Linked DNA regions of Homo sapiens: all the other regions are linked to region 1. The links are chromatin contacts, found by Hi-C or POLR2A ChIA-PET in ENCODE. All regions are on one chromosome and are shown on one strand. Each heading gives the region's core, a stretch centred on a gene start or an enhancer-like site at or near the end of the contact. The rest is flanking DNA. Distances are from core to core; before and after follow the strand shown. Region 1 holds the start of DBP (D-box binding PAR bZIP transcription factor). Region 2 has its middle 6.8 kb from the start of MIR6088. Region 3 holds the start of FOSB (FosB proto-oncogene, AP-1 transcription factor subunit). Region 4 holds the start of POLR1G (RNA polymerase I subunit G). Region 5 holds the start of TRAPPC6A (trafficking protein particle complex subunit 6A).

Evidence for each region. Hi-C counts contacts between places; a loop is a spot of excess contacts on that map. ChIA-PET counts read pairs that join two places held with the same protein, here RNA polymerase II (POLR2A). Pooled maps may share reads with other maps.
Region 2: a loop to region 1 is called in a pooled map, with 3 times the contacts of the local background. The contact joins the enhancer-like site here to the promoter of DBP in region 1. A Hi-C loop is called at or near these places in 1 of 50 pooled maps. POLR2A ChIA-PET finds 5 or more read pairs at or near these places in 2 of 52 experiments (WTC11 and activated B cell).
Region 3: a loop to region 1 is called in a map of naive thymus-derived CD4-positive, alpha-beta T cell, with 19 times the contacts of the local background. The contact joins the promoter of FOSB here to the promoter of DBP in region 1. A Hi-C loop is called at or near these places in 1 of 168 maps with a recorded cell type or tissue (naive thymus-derived CD4-positive, alpha-beta T cell), 1 of 37 single-sample maps with no recorded cell type and 6 of 50 pooled maps. POLR2A ChIA-PET finds 5 or more read pairs at or near these places in 1 of 52 experiments (activated B cell).
Region 4: a map of naive thymus-derived CD4-positive, alpha-beta T cell shows a loop between it and region 1 (15-fold over the local background). The contact joins the promoter of POLR1G here to the promoter of DBP in region 1. A Hi-C loop is called at or near these places in 2 of 168 maps with a recorded cell type or tissue (lower leg skin and naive thymus-derived CD4-positive, alpha-beta T cell), 1 of 37 single-sample maps with no recorded cell type and 8 of 50 pooled maps.
Region 5: a loop to region 1 is called in a map of naive thymus-derived CD4-positive, alpha-beta T cell, with 20 times the contacts of the local background. The contact joins the promoter of TRAPPC6A here to the promoter of DBP in region 1. A Hi-C loop is called at or near these places in 2 of 168 maps with a recorded cell type or tissue (CD4-positive, alpha-beta memory T cell and naive thymus-derived CD4-positive, alpha-beta T cell) and 7 of 50 pooled maps.

The regions. Positions count from the first base shown.
Region 1 is chr19:48,635,996-48,638,805 of GRCh38, reverse strand. It overlaps DBP (D-box binding PAR bZIP transcription factor), which reads left to right and starts at 1,427. Exons shown (of 4, transcript NM_001352.5): 1 at 1,427-1,950. The coding sequence starts at 1,812. CA11 (carbonic anhydrase 11) reads left to right here. Exons shown (of 9, transcript NM_001217.5): 9 at 662-860. The coding sequence ends at 687. It also overlaps the pseudogene SEC1P. RefSeq lists an enhancer at 210-379 and silencers at 990-1,209, 1,380-1,489, 1,720-1,839.
Region 2 is chr19:45,442,036-45,444,843 of GRCh38, reverse strand. It overlaps a transcript of ERCC1 not described here. Among named protein-coding and RNA genes, the nearest start is that of MIR6088, 6.8 kb to the right of the region's middle. RefSeq lists a silencer at 375-574. Within about 2 kb of position 1,288, at least 36 of the 41 ENCODE cell types and tissues checked have a DNase peak (open chromatin) inside an H3K27ac peak, as active enhancers do.
Region 3 is chr19:45,466,663-45,469,362 of GRCh38, reverse strand. FOSB (FosB proto-oncogene, AP-1 transcription factor subunit) reads right to left here and starts at 1,367. Exons shown (of 4, transcript NM_006732.3): 1 at 651-1,367. The coding sequence starts at 776. RefSeq lists an enhancer at 365-1,266 and a silencer at 1,451-1,730.
Region 4 is chr19:45,405,262-45,407,961 of GRCh38, reverse strand. It overlaps POLR1G (RNA polymerase I subunit G), which reads right to left and starts at 1,318. Exons shown (of 3, transcript NM_012099.3): 1 at 1,244-1,318; 2 at 727-868. The coding sequence starts at 1,265. It overlaps ERCC1 (ERCC excision repair 1, endonuclease non-catalytic subunit), which reads left to right. Exons shown (of 10, transcript NM_001983.4): 10 at 1-628. It also overlaps a transcript of PPP1R13L not described here. RefSeq lists enhancers at 2,042-2,241, 2,212-2,700.
Region 5 is chr19:45,176,920-45,179,619 of GRCh38, reverse strand. TRAPPC6A (trafficking protein particle complex subunit 6A) reads left to right here and starts at 1,383. Exons shown (of 6, transcript NM_001270891.2): 1 at 1,383-1,485. The coding sequence starts at 1,402. BLOC1S3 (biogenesis of lysosomal organelles complex 1 subunit 3) reads right to left here and starts at 836. Exons shown (of 2, transcript NM_212550.5): 1 at 789-836; 2 at 1-332. The coding sequence starts at 323. RefSeq lists enhancers at 1-49, 590-909, 980-1,049, 1,062-2,005 and silencers at 1-239, 1,410-1,629.

The sequences.
Region 1 (2,810 bases), core at 178-2,677:
TCCCATCCTCCTTCCTGCGTCTATATGGTCTAGCCTCGTGAGCTGTCTCTTTTTCTCTCTTTCCCTACATGTCTATGTGGTACAGTCCACCTGCCAGCCCTAGGCCATTGCTAGCCCACGATTTGTCTTTCCTCTTCACTGCTTTGTAACTTGGTCTATAACCCTTGACCCCTGCCTTCCTATGGTCCAATTACCTACTGTTCTGTGCTTCCTATTACTGTGAATTTCCAAAATGGTACAATTTGGATCCTCTCTCCCTTTCCAAGTCGTACTACCTTACGCTGTTCCACAATCTGATGCTCCCTTCCCCCTTACTGAGAATCTACAAGGTACAACCCCTTCCCTCCACCTCTGCCTCCCTGTGGTTTAGCCCAGGAATCTCACACACCCCCGGCTTCGCAACATGGTACAGTCCACACCCCCCCCCCCCCATGAAGACCTTCAAGTAGTTCAGCCTACTGCTGAATCTGGACGTCCCGATTCCCCCCTCCTATTGGCTTCTTGTGGTTCAGCCCAGTGCTTCTCGACCTAGTACATTCTGGTTCCCCGCTCGCAGACTTCCGACGGTAGGGCCCAGCGCGGCGCAGCCCACGCCCCCTGCACACCCCCCGCCCCTTCCATCCTATACTGACGCCCCCTGCCGTTGTTCTCTGTCTTACAGTGGATGGTGTCCCCCATGGTCGCTGAGACTCCCCTTCGAGGATTGCACCCGCCCGTCCTAAGCCTCCCCACAAGGCGAGGGGAGTTACCCCTAAAACAAAGCTATTAAAGGGACAGAATACTTCCTGTTTTCTCAGTGGTCTGATTCTAGGCGCGGTGGGGAAACATTTGGGTATTAAAGAACAGACTTCTTCCGGAAACCAATCTTCCTCTTTCTAAACCTCCGCTCTCGGTATTTTGGCTTCCTGCTTCTCAAAACCATCTTTAGGACCGCGGCCCCTTTAAGCGGCGCCCCTTTTCCCCCCATCACCCCCCTCGCCATCAGGCAGCACGAGCAGAGCCATGTGCTTCCCCCTCCCGCCTGCCTCATTGGCCCAAACTGGGTCACGGTCCCGCCCCCCAGTACCGCCTCCCATTGGGCAAATGTAGGTCAGTGTCCCGCCTCCCACCGAAAGGCAAGGCAACTTCACGCGCTGAGCCCCTCACGCGCCCTCCTGGGCCCTGGCGGACCCAGAGGCCCCATTGGCTGTGCGTCTCAAGGTGTCGGAGACGATTGGTCCGTGTTTGCAGCCGGAGGGAGGCACGCGGCTGGGTTGCATGCCCATAGAGGCTGGCGGGGCTGGACGCGCCGGGCGGGGACCCGGAGGAGGGGCGCGCGCTGTGGCGTCGGGTGTTTTGGTTTGGATTTTTTTTTCCGCGAAAGAAGTTTGCTTTGGCCACGCCTCAAGGCGGCCGCCTCCTCCTGCCCCCTCCTCCGCCCCTCCGCGCACACCTCTCGGTGCAGATTGCAAAGCGCCTTCCGTTGCGAGAGCTGCAGATTTTGCAAGAGCCAGGCTCGCCCACCTTGTAGAAGGAGCGCCTTGAGTCCCCTCTCACCCTCGGTTGCAAAGAGCCGACCGCTTGATCTGGACACCCCCTCGCCCAGATTGCATGATCTCCCGGGACCCTCTTGAGTTGCACGTTTCTGCACCGAGGACCTCAAATCCCCGTCGCTCCTAGGATTTGCAGCGTTCTGGATACTGGAGGGTTGCAGGCTACACTCGCCCGCCCCTGGGCAGACACTCGTCCAAACCACTGGAGTGTGCTGGTGACTGGCAGGCCAGCCCTTCGCCTCTCCATGAACCCGTGAGCCTGGGGGCAGGTGCCAGGCGATGGCGCGGCCTGTGAGCGACAGGACCCCGGCCCCTCTGCTGCTGGGCGGCCCGGCCGGGACACCCCCTGGCGGGGGAGCGCTGCTTGGGTTGCGGAGCCTTCTGCAGGGGACCAGCAAGCCCAAAGAGCCGGCCAGCTGTGAGTTCTAACCCCCATCTCACCCACTTCGGACACCCTACCCCCTTAGGGACTCAGGTGCCGTGGGGTGGGGTCCCATAGAAACCTGCGTGCGGGGAGTCCATCTTCCCAACCTTAATCTACTCAATTACTCAGGTGTTTAGGCCCCTAGATCCCTTAGCGCCCAGGACCCAAAAGCGCCGGCTCTGAAGCCCGTCCACCCTAAGGACCCAGGCACCAACGTCCCCAACGTCCTCCCCGCTTAGTTCACAAGAGTGTAGGCCCCAGCCTCCTCTTCCTTTTGGTCCGGGAGTCTGGACCCCTGGGGTCCCAGGGAGGGGGTGTGTCGGGTGCTCACACGGTGGTGACACGGGCTTGGGCGGGGCGTCATGGGGTCACATGGAGTCTAGGGATGAGGGATGTGCCCCAGGAATAGAGCCCCTTCCTGCCCCTTACAGATGGTGGGGGAGGGGAAGGGGGTACAGCGCGCAGGGGATGGGGGTTGGGTAATTACAGTGAAATTACAGAGCTGTCATTTTTTCTCTCACCTGCCCAACCCTCCACCTACCCTGTCCCTGCCCCCCTATTCCTGAACTTCCGTCTCTCTTTCTCTGGTTCGCTGTCTTTCTGTGTGTCTATTCCTTCCCGGCATTCTGTCCCCATCTCTGTGAATCTGTCCACCTGTCTCTGCCACCCCCGTCTCCATTCTTTCTGGGTCTCTCTCCCACTCTGCGTCTCCGTCCCTTTTTCTCCCGTCTCTCCTCTCCGACCCCCCGTCCCCTCTTTCTCTGGATCTCCGCCCTGTGCCTCTCGGACTCGGGGTCTCTTCTCCATCTCTATCTCCCCCACCTCACCCTCATCCCAACCCGTCTTTCCCGGCC
Region 2 (2,808 bases), core at 39-2,538, 3.2 Mb after region 1:
GAACTGAGTGCAAAGGTCCTGAGGACTAAAGATGGATTATTCTGCCATCAGGGGCGTCCCTGCCGGCCTCGGTGTTGCCCGTGTGTAACTGCATTATTTCTGTGCTTATTTCTGGGCCCCGTCCTTGTTCGATCTGTCGCGTGGTCTTTCCTTATATCTCTGCGCCCCGACAGTTCCCTGTTGCTTCGGCCTCCACGCATGTCTCCGAATTTCTTGCTCCGGGGCCCTGATCTCTGTATCTCCTCTTTGCTGCGCCTCAGTCTCCGGGTTTCTGCGCCCTGAGGCCTCTGGGGGCCAAGGCCGAGGGTTTGGCGCGCAGGCCTGGGTGCTCCGTCCCGGCCCGGTGGCCTCCTGACCGCCCAGCCTCATCTGGCGGCCCTGGGGCGGGGCGGGGCCTGTTGCCTGGAGACCAGTGTTTTGCCGCAGCAAACTGGGTCTCTGGGCCACCGCGGGGGGGCGGCCTGGGAACCCGCGCCGGGCGTGGGAGCGCGCCCGGGAGGGGCGCGGGCCGGCCTTGGGCCTAGGGGCGGGGAGGGGCTCCGGGGTGGGGGGCGAAGCGGCTGGCTGGGGGAGGGGGGGAAATGGGGAACAGGATTTGGGGAGATGAGGTAGGGACATGGGGCAGTTCGAGGAGACAGGAGGGAACTGCGGGAGGCTGGGATTAGGAGGACAAGAGAGTGTATTGGGGTCAGTTGGAGGGAAGCGGGTGAGTCGGGGGCTAGGGAGGGCTGGGAGATATTGAGGAAAGCTTGGGGGAGCCCGGGGAGGGGATTGGGAGGGCCTGGGCAGGATAGTGGGGGTAGTTGAGGGGGTGGGAAGAGGGGCCCGGTATGGATGAGTGAAGGAAGGACCGGGGACACTGGAAGTTTAGGGGATTCGGGAATTACAAGCGATGAGTGTGAGGGCAGAGAGTTTCGGGGGGCGTTGGGAAGGTGTGAAAGGACGGGGTACGGGGTGTAGAGGAGAGAGGTTTGCCGGTTCGGAGAAAGAACCGAACTGCAGGGCCACAGGAGGGTAGAGTTGGGAGGAGATAGGATCCCCAGGGAGAAGGAGGCTAAACCGGGCCGGAAACAAGGGTGAATCAGAAGAGGGGGAGCCCCTGCCACTTCCAGGTTCCTGCGGGAGGGGCCCTCCTTGCCCATTGTCCCCGGCCCGGCCAGGACATCCGGCGACTTCCCTCGGGACGCGACGACGGGTTGTGTAACCCTGCCCGGCCCGCCTGCTCCCGGGGGCGGGGCCTGAGTCTGGACTCCCGGGTTCCTCTCCGCCCCCATCCCAAGGGAGACGCCTGGGTCGGGATCCTGGGGGAGCGGCTCGTGACGTCACAAGTGGGCGGAGTCCACCAACGGCGCGAACCCGTTTTCTTACTCACTGGCGATCTGGGATCTGGGACCCAAGGTGGGGAGGGGTGTTCTTAGCGATCCCCTTGGTTGAAGCAGCCCAATGACCGCGAGGGTAAACTGAGTCCCAGACGGTGCTGACCCTTTTCATTCGATTCATTCATTCAGTAAGATGTATGGAGCGCCGGCTGTGTCCCAGTTACTGCCTTAGGTGATGGGGACACAGCAGTGACTGATCCTTGCAGCCCCTGGGCGGACCCCATCCCAAACTGAGTGTGACTGACTACAGCCATACCTCCTTGGAGCCTGGCCTCCTTCACTAGACAAATCAATAAGATGGACCCTCACATCCAGGCAGCTGGGAGACCCCTCCCTAGTGCAGAGGGCACCACACATCCCTCAGCTCCTGAGTCCCTGGTCTGTGTGTGACTGCATCTCCCCTTCCTCCCCCGATGGCCTGTCACTTCCTCTTATCTTCATCCCCCCCGCGGGGCATGACTAGGGATGCTGGTCTTAAGGCAGTTGGCAAATCACTCAGACGTCATAACTAAGCCGGCTGTGCTATCACCGAGATGTGTCCCTGAGATGTCATTAAGCAGCCTGCTTCTTCTATACATACCTCTGGGGTGCTGTGGGTCTGAGGAGGGGCCACGCCCTGCTGCTGGTGGTTCCTCAGCCTGCCAAACAGAGTTATCTACTTCCATCCAAGCCCTCCATCAGAAGGTTCTGGAAGATGCCTTCCTGGCTACCCTTAGTCTTCTTCCAGGCAGCCTTCCTTGACTCCCCACCCCTGTCACCCTCCCTGGGATTTGTATCCTGGCCTGAACCTTGCCTCTTTGATCTCATCCACTTCCTTGCCTCAACTTTGAAAAGCCTTCAGAACCGGGCCCTCAAAAGGACACATCCTTGCACCTCTCCAAGCCTCAGTTTTCCCATCTCTAAAATGGGCATAGCAATGGGGTCTGGCCTACTCACTGAGTGCTGAATGATTCCAGCCACTTCATTTCTGTGATGGGCTTTGCATAGGCCAGGGACATCGTGAGAGCTCAGTGAATCCTACTGGCCAAGATACATAAAAAATAGTTAATATTGAGAAGTGGGGATCAGAGTGGGAGGGAAATTTACTTTTCCAAGGTATACCCTTTTGTAGTTACCAAAACTTTTTTTCTTTTTCTTTTTTTTTTTTTTGAGACAGGGTCTCTGTTGCCCACGCTGGAGTGTAGTGGTGCCATCTCGGTTCACTGCAACCTCCACCTCCTGGGCTCAACCGATCCTCCCACCCACCTCAGCCTCCTGAGTAGGTGGGACCACAGGTGCATGCCACCACACTTGGCTAATTAAAAAAAATTTTTTTCCCAGAGATGAGATCTCACTATAATGTCGAGGCTGGTCTTGAACTCCTGGGCTCAAGCAATCCTCCCACCTCGGCCTCCCAAAGTGCTGGGTGGGATTACAGGCATGAGCCACC
Region 3 (2,700 bases), core at 118-2,617, 3.2 Mb after region 1:
CAACGTGGCCCCGGCGTTCCAAAATAGAACGCTCCCGGGACGTCAGGGGCGGGGCGGACGAAGGGGGCGCCGCGCGCCGTGCGTGCCCCGCGTCAGACGGAGGATTCCAGCGCGTCAGCCGTTACGCACGGGTCCCCCGTTACGTCTCCGCGCAGGAGGCGGAGGCAGCGCGGCTGAGGGTTCGAGGCCCCTCTTCCCGATGGGTGGAGGGCGACCCGGCACCGAAGTGGGCGCTCCGAAGGAGGAGGAAAGGAAAAGAGACTGCTGGAAGCTTCCCCGGGATTTCCCCCACCTGCCTAACTGCGCTAGCTTCAGGTCTGGGACCCGAGCAGGGGGCAGTCCCGGGGCCGGCTCAAAGTTCTCAGCCCCGCTACCGCATACACGTTGCATTGAGCAGCGCATTACCCACCCCACCCCCACCTCGCCCCAAAGCCTACCCTCCCTGCCGCGTTCCCTCCTTGCGCTCCACGCACGCAACCAATTGCAAACATCTCCCGACTCTTTGCAGTTTGCAAAGTGCGCTGTGAGCCTTTTCCATCTCAGATCTAGGGTTCTGATGCGCCTTTTTGTGGGGGTTGGGGTTTATTCTTTTCACCCTTGACTTAAAAAATAAAACCTACAAAGCAGCACCCCTACTATCAAAAACTTACCTGGGAGGCGGCGGCGGTGGGTGGACTGCCGAAGGAGTCCACCGAAGACAGATATTGAGACTCGGCAGAGGGTGAGGAGCTGCACCGGGAGCCGGAGTCGTAGTCTCCGGGGAAAGCCTGAAACATTTCCCTGGGCACAGGGGGGCCCCTGTGACCACGCTGAGGTCGCCGGGAAGCCAAGGCTATGGCCGGGTTGGGGAAGTAAGGTGCAAGTCCGGGGTGAGCCGTGGGAGTCCCCGGTGAGCTGAGCGAGTCCTCAAAGTACGCTGTCCGGGGAAGCTCGGGGAAGGAGCAACGTCCCGTTCCAACAATGGCAAAGTTTCTGTGCAGTCTTCCTGCGGTGCCCAGGCCCCCACAGGATGCCGCTGTACCTCTTGAAAGTGCAGGCTCCGTAGGACCCAGGGGCGAGGGAGGGGTTGCTCCCCCAGGGGCAGAAAGCGCTGTCCCGCTGTACAGAATCAGCTTCAGCTACGGTCTCCTCCACGCGTCCGGCGGGTCCCACGGGGGGAGGGGAGTAATAAAGAAGACCAAAAAAAGTAAGTCGGTCCTCCAAAAGAAAATGAAGAAATATCTGGAAGAATCTTTCCAAAAACTTTCTCCCCGGAAAAAAAAAGATTAATGAAATTTCATAACCCCCAAGAAGAACCACAACAATCAAGTTTCCAAGTCTTGGTTCCGCGTGTCCCTGCCGTGGCCGTAGCTCTGAGTCTTATGAATGAAGCACAGACCCGCCAGCCTGTATTTATATGCCCGGGACCCGCCCCCCTGCTTACGTCACCCGCCCCTTGCTGGACAAACTTCCCCAAATCTCCGGCCCCGCCAAATCGAGTCCCGCACTGTCCAGCAAGAGGTCTGTTCTAGACTCGATCTGGTCACTTGCATGACCCTCGGGGCCCTGGGGGTCTCGGGGGTTGCGTTCCGGGCCACTCGGCGGGAGGGGATCCCGGCCCCGCCTTCCCGGAGTTCCTGTGACGCAATTAGCCATATAAGGAGCTCGGCCGGCGCGGCGGAGTGTTTGTTTGGTATCCTAGCAATGACGTCAGAGGGAATCCCTCGCTCGCTCGCGCGCGCGCCCGCGCCCCGCCCGCGCCTGCGCAGTGCAACGCCGCCCCGGGGGCTGGTAATAATAGGCGCTTAGACTAGCCCCGCAGGGACCCCGCTGACCCGGGCGGGGAAGACCCCAGCCTGCAGGTCCCCTTCACCTCTGGCGCCCCCACCTACCCTGTTCTACCGATGGTGCAGCGCCCCCATTCGAGAAGAAGAGCAGATCTCCAAAAGGAGACCCTGATTAGTGTGGTGTGGTCACGTAGGTGGGGAAACTGAGTCCCGAGCGGGCTGTGATGCTCAGGTGAAAGTGGAGGTAATGGAGGGATTCCGAGGCTCGTCCTGGTTTCTGTCCTGATTCGCTGTGCGAGCTTAGGAAATGTTTTCCCTCTCTGAGCTTTAGCTTTAATCTTCCCCGCTGGGCAAAGGATGTGTGTCTTGGACCCTGCTGGCCTTACAGGTCCGGCGTTTGGGAGGGATGCGGATTTGGAGGAGATGGGAAATGAAACTTAGAGAGAAGCCTCTCTTCTGATGGTGTTGGTAGCCTCTCCTTCCACCTTTTAATCCACCCGGAGACAAAGAATGTGTAAGAGGGAGGGGATATTATTATTAATTCTAATAATAATAATTAATGCCTTGTATTTGGCACTTGCCAAGCACAGCTCCTGTGCTACGCCTTTCAGTAGAAGATTTGTAATCCTTAAAACAGCTCTGGAAGGTTAAGAGAGAAAAATCTTCATTTTATAAAAGAAAAAAATGATACTCAGGGAGGTTAAATGACTTGCCCAAGATCCCATCACAAGAAATTCAAACTCAGAATTGTCAAACTCCAGATTTCCTACCCTTTCCATTTCTTTTCTGATTTCTGAGACCTGCCTGGTTGGATGAAACTCCCTGAAAAACCTGTGTCTGGGGTTTTTTTAAATGATAATGGCAATATTAGTAGCTTTCACTTGTCAGGTCTTTTTTTTTTTTTTTTTTTTTTTTTTTTTGAGACGGAGTCTTG
Region 4 (2,700 bases), core at 69-2,568, 3.2 Mb after region 1:
CTGCCTCAGCCTCTCAAGTAGCTGGGATTACAGGCACCTGCCACCACGCCCAGCCAATTTTTGTATTTTTAGTAGAGACAATTTCACTATGTTGGCCAGGCTGGTCTTGAACTCCTGACCTCAAGTGATCTGCTCGCCTCGGCCTCCCAAAGGATGGGATTACAGGCACCAGCCACTGCGCCTGGCTGGCCTCTGGTTTTTAATAAAACATGACTAGAGTGACTCCATCTTAAAGTGAGTAGCTAGGCACTTACAAGGTTCATGCTTATGGCCTGAAAATAACCACATCCCAGGCTGACCACCAATTATAATTACAGAATATTTATGGCCATACAGAACATGTTCCACCAAGCCTGCAGAATGTCCAAATGTCCTAAGAATGCAGCCCCCATTACTTAAATATAACATAAATGAGCAAGCTTAGGTTGCAGGATTAATGGTCGTGGATAACACCAATAGCCCCTACCTTTAGTGAGCTTATCTGCACACTCCAAGTTTAACTATAGTTCCTTATAGTTTCTTATAAGTAGAAATACTAACAAAGGGCTGTGGGTTTCTCCCCCTGCTTTCTGAGGACACTCTACTCTGTAAAGGAGTAGTTTCCAATAAACTTGTTTCTTTCACTGTGCTCTGTGACTCACCTCTAATTCTTTCCTGTGACAAATTCAAGAACCCGCTCTTGGGGTCTGGACCGGGACCCTCTTTTCCGTCAACAAGACCACTCACCATTCTGGGGCAAAGTCTGCAGGGGCCTGAATAAGCCACAGCTCCGTATCTGGACCCGTCAGCGCCTCCAAGGAGAAACGAGGGGACTCTGAGGCTGGGGGCTTCGCGGTAAAGTTGGGGGGACAAGAGAACCGAGCAGCATCTGCAGCAGAAGGGGAAATGGGGTCGACTGACACCTCCTTGCCGGTCCAATCTTGCAGGGCGCGCCTATCGGTCCATTGGTCTTAACCTCGTGAGCACTCCAGTCCCCTCAACCTGGTTTCTCCTTTCTGCCCACCTGTTCCCCAGGGGCGACCTCAATTTCACCGATCCAACCCCTGGGGGCGCCTTGCTCTCCACGGGTAGCCCCCCACAAGATAACCCTCTCTCCGTTCGAATTCCCGTTCGCCCACTGGGAATGCACGCTCTTCGCAAGTCCTGCTTGCAGGTACGCCTCCTTTTCCGCCCGAACCCTCTCGGACGCCCCTTTCTCCTTCCACCAACGCACCCTCCGCACCCCGTCAACCCGCACCCTCACCGCCGGCCTGGGGCTCCTCCATCCTGGGACCCACACCTCAGGCAACCCTGTAGCCCGGGCTGCTCGCACCAGGTTGCAGACCACGTGGATCCAAAGGGGTAGGGCATCATCCGGGAGCGCCCAACTGGTGCGGGAGCGCGGGGGTAGGCATTGCTCGACTCCCGATCTGCAGGAAAAACTGGGGAAAATTTCAACGTGTGCAGAGCAGAAAACCGAGGAAGAAGTCTTTTTCCGAAAAATGTATTCCCGAAAGCCGCTGATTCGCTGTATTGCTGGAGTCAGAGGCCCGTCGGGTCCCGATGGGTCGCCCCCATCGTCTGTCCAATATGGTTTGTTGCAACGCCTCCTTAAAGGGGCAGCCACACTGCTCTTCCTAAGCCTTAAAGAGACAGGACGGTCGATTGGTCTGAAATTCTTGAAGAGACAGGTAAGAATACTAGTTAGTAGGGCTGTGCTTTCTGTGTTAAATGTCTTCTGGGGAGGCCCAGATGCCTCACAAGTTCAGAACTTGACTGGGAGAAGCGGGAAAATGGAGAAATAGGGGCAATCCGTCCGGAGGGCGTGAAGTTCCAGCCAGGGGCGGGGCTTCTGGACTCCGGGGGAGCGGGAAACATAGGGGGAGGAGCTTGTGGTTCTCGAGGGCGGAGCCTCGGACCCAGGAGCCCCACACGCGTGGAGTGGTGCTGGGCACGGTGTAGCGTTTGTGGATCAAATGGGACTTGTAGATGCCCTCGGGGGTTTAGTCTCATGCGTGGGAAACCTCGATGACTTTCAGGAAGGGACCTGATCGGCGACTCCTCCCTGCCCCAGGGAGCGTGTAAACAGCGGCACGTGGACACAGATTTGGGGGACGCACCCACTTCCCTTCCCACTGGGGCCGCCCCGCGTTGGGCGGCGGTTGGAGCCGCGAGACGGTGGCTAGACAGGGTGACCCGACTGCATTCCTGGCCAGTGTGTCAGCGCCACTTCCCGCCCCCTCTGCCAAGATTTAGGATCCTACTCCAGAATTGGGGCACCCCTTCTCCCCAGGTGGGAGAGGCTTTCCAGAGCGGAGGGAGGGTCAAGGGGAAGGGGAAATGTTTCCCCTATCCAGGATCTCCAGACGGTTTCCTTCGCGTGGGCGAGAGAGACACCGGGGTGCAGCCCCTGCGGGCTCCAGGACTACAATTCCCACAGGACCCGAGGCAAAGAGTCGCCCGAGGGCGGTCGCGGAGGCTGCTGGGGGTTGTAGTCCAAACTAAGATTTTGAACTCTTGCTGGGACATCCTTTGAAGATCCAACCCGCGCTTTTTATCGACGGGGAGATTCGGGCTCAGAGACCCTGGGGGATACTGATCAGGAAAGGGGATAGTGCGCCTGAAGGGGTGGGGCAAGGGCTCAGGAGTCAGTCTCCAGCCACAGCGAGGCAGGCGTCTCGGCTCTTCTGTATCTCCCTGGCCTGGTCGCTCTCGGCTTCT
Region 5 (2,700 bases), core at 134-2,633, 3.5 Mb after region 1:
AGCGAGCGCGCGGGGGCGGGCGCCGGGGCCTCCTCCGTGCCCCAGGCCTCCTCCGCCGATTCCCGCTGCACCACGAGTGGAGGCAGGTCCCTCGGCGCGGCCGTCGGTTCCGGCTCCGGCTCCGGCTCCGAGTCGGTCTCCGCGGCTTCCCCAGCCACCCGCAGCCCCGTGGGGCGGCCGCGCGTCGGGCCCGAAGGACCCAGGTACAGCTCCTCCTCCTCCGACGAGGACGCAGAGCGCTCGGAATCCGTCTCGGTCGCCTCCCCCGGCACCACCGTCTCCGGCCTCCGCAGGGGCCTCCGCCGACGACCCTGGGACGCCATGGCACCGAACTAGGGGAGAAGAGCGAAGGGACTGCACGTGAGACCGGCGCCGCGGTGGGTAAAAGGCGCAGGTCCTGGATTCCCAGCCCCTTCGCTGATTCTCTTAACGACTTGGTGTCAGCTGCTCCCCGTCTGGGCCTCAGTTTCCTCTTCTGTAAACTGGGTGATGATGGGGGTTACTGGACCCCAGGCTCTTCAGCGTACAGATGGGGAAACTGAAGACCAGCTCGAACAAGGATCTGGGGCCCGAGTTCCCGGAGTCCCAAGCCGAGGTCTTTACGAATTTGCCTCCTAGTAGAGGCCACACCCTCCACCTGGTCCACCATGCCAATCTCAGACCCGGAAGCACACGGGCCCGTGAGCTGCTCGGGACCAGCGCCAGAGTCGCAGAAAGGATGACAGTCCGACTGGACTCTGCTGGGGGCACTCATGGGATGGGAGAAGCGCTAACGCCAAAGACCGTACCCGGCAGCTGACGCTCGGAGCTTGCGAGATCCGCTTCCTAACCCGAGTGCTGCGTTCTCACCGTGGCAGCTGAAGGGCTGTGATTTCAACCAATAGGGGAGCGGGTTGGGCGGGCATTAGCGGCCAAGTCACGTGGATTCGCCCGGCTACCAATCAGGAAGCAAGTTCTCAGCATCAGCTTTGAGTGAGCGTGCAGAAGAGTCACATGAATGGAGGAACCGCCAATAGAGAAACAGCTGGGCCGGCTCTTCCAGGTTGTGCGACGAGGAAAGTCTGGAGTGGACCAATAGGGATTTTAAAAGCCGAGTATGTCACGTGTAACCAGTAATTTGGCCAATAGGAATGCTCGAGAACCCGGAAATAGGGAAGGGACGGCAGTAAGAGCAGAAGATGTTGCCACATGTGGCCAGAGAAGGCGTAGGCCCGCCCCCTAGTGTCCCAGGCTCACGCGCACACCACCTGAGTCCGGGGCGGGGAGGCGGGGCTAGTCTAAAACACCAATGGAAGCCGGAGTAGGAGGGCTCGCGCCATGACGCAAGAGGCGTGGCTTACCAAGCCTGGCCAATGAGAGCTGGAAGCGCTGGGCGCATCTTTAGGCGTGCGAGGAGGGGGCATGGCGGATACTGTGTTGTTTGAGTTTCTTCACACGGAGATGGTGGCTGAGCTGTGGGCTCACGACCCCGACCCCGGCCCGGGGGTGAGCGCCGGGCTCCGTGGGGAGGAAGCGGGGGCCACCAAGGTAACGCCTCTGGGAGAGCGGAGGGCGCGTCAGGCGTCCGGGTTCGAACCCGGCCCAGCCCCGGCCTTGCAGGGCAACGTCTGGCCCTGGCTTCCTCCTTTGGAAAGTGGCGTTCGCGACGGTGCCGGCTCGGGGTTATTGCTAAATTGAGCGCGATGATTCAGGGTAAAGCACTTAGCTCAAGGCCTGAGTAAGCGGCTAGTAATCATAATAATGCTGTTATTGGGCGTGTGCTGAGGACTCGCCTCCCCCACTTACTAGGTGTGCGACCCAATGACTTAATCTTTGTGTGTCCTAGTTTTCTCTTTTGTAAAATGAGTATCATAACGTACCTAAGCCTCAGCGTGGGACATTTATTTATTCGACACCCACTTATTGAGCGTCTGTTGTATTCCAGGCACCGTTCTAAGACAGAATCCCTTCCTTGTGAAGCTTACATTTCACTAGGGGAGTCAAATAATAAAATGAAATATGCCGGCTGGGCGCTGTAGCTCCCAGCACTTTGGGAGGCCGAGGCCGTCGGATCACCTGAGGTCAGGAGTTCAAGACCAGCCTGGCCATGGTGAAACCCCGTGTCTACAAAAATTAGCCGAGCATGATGGCGGGTACCTGTAATCCCAGCTACTCGGGAGGCTGAGACAGGAGAATGGCTTGAACCTGGGAGGCGGAGGTTGCAGTGAGCCAAGATTGTGCCATTGCACTCCAGCCTAGGCGACAGAGCGAGACTTGTCTCAGGAAAAAAAAAAAAGAGATAATGGGGTTTTGCCATGTTGCCTAGGCTGGTCTTGAACCCCTAGGCTCAAGTGATTCTCCCGCCTGGGCCTCCCAAAGTGCTAGGATTACAGGCGTGAACTACCGTGACTGGCCCGGGACTGTGTGTGTGTGTGTGTGTGTGTGTGTGCGCGCACGCGCATCCTGCTCGGTCGCCCAGGCTGGCTGGAGTGCAGTGATGCAGTCATGGCTCACTGCTGCCTCGACCTCCTGGGCTCAAGCGATCATCCCACTTCTCAGCCTCCCAAGTAGCTGGGACCACAAGCGCTGCTGGCGCCACCACACCTGGCTAATTTTTTGTATTATTATTATTTTTTTTAGTAGAGACGGGTTTTCACTGTTAGCCAGGATGGTCTCCATCTTCTGACCTCGTGATCTGCCCATCTTGGCCTCCCAAAGTGC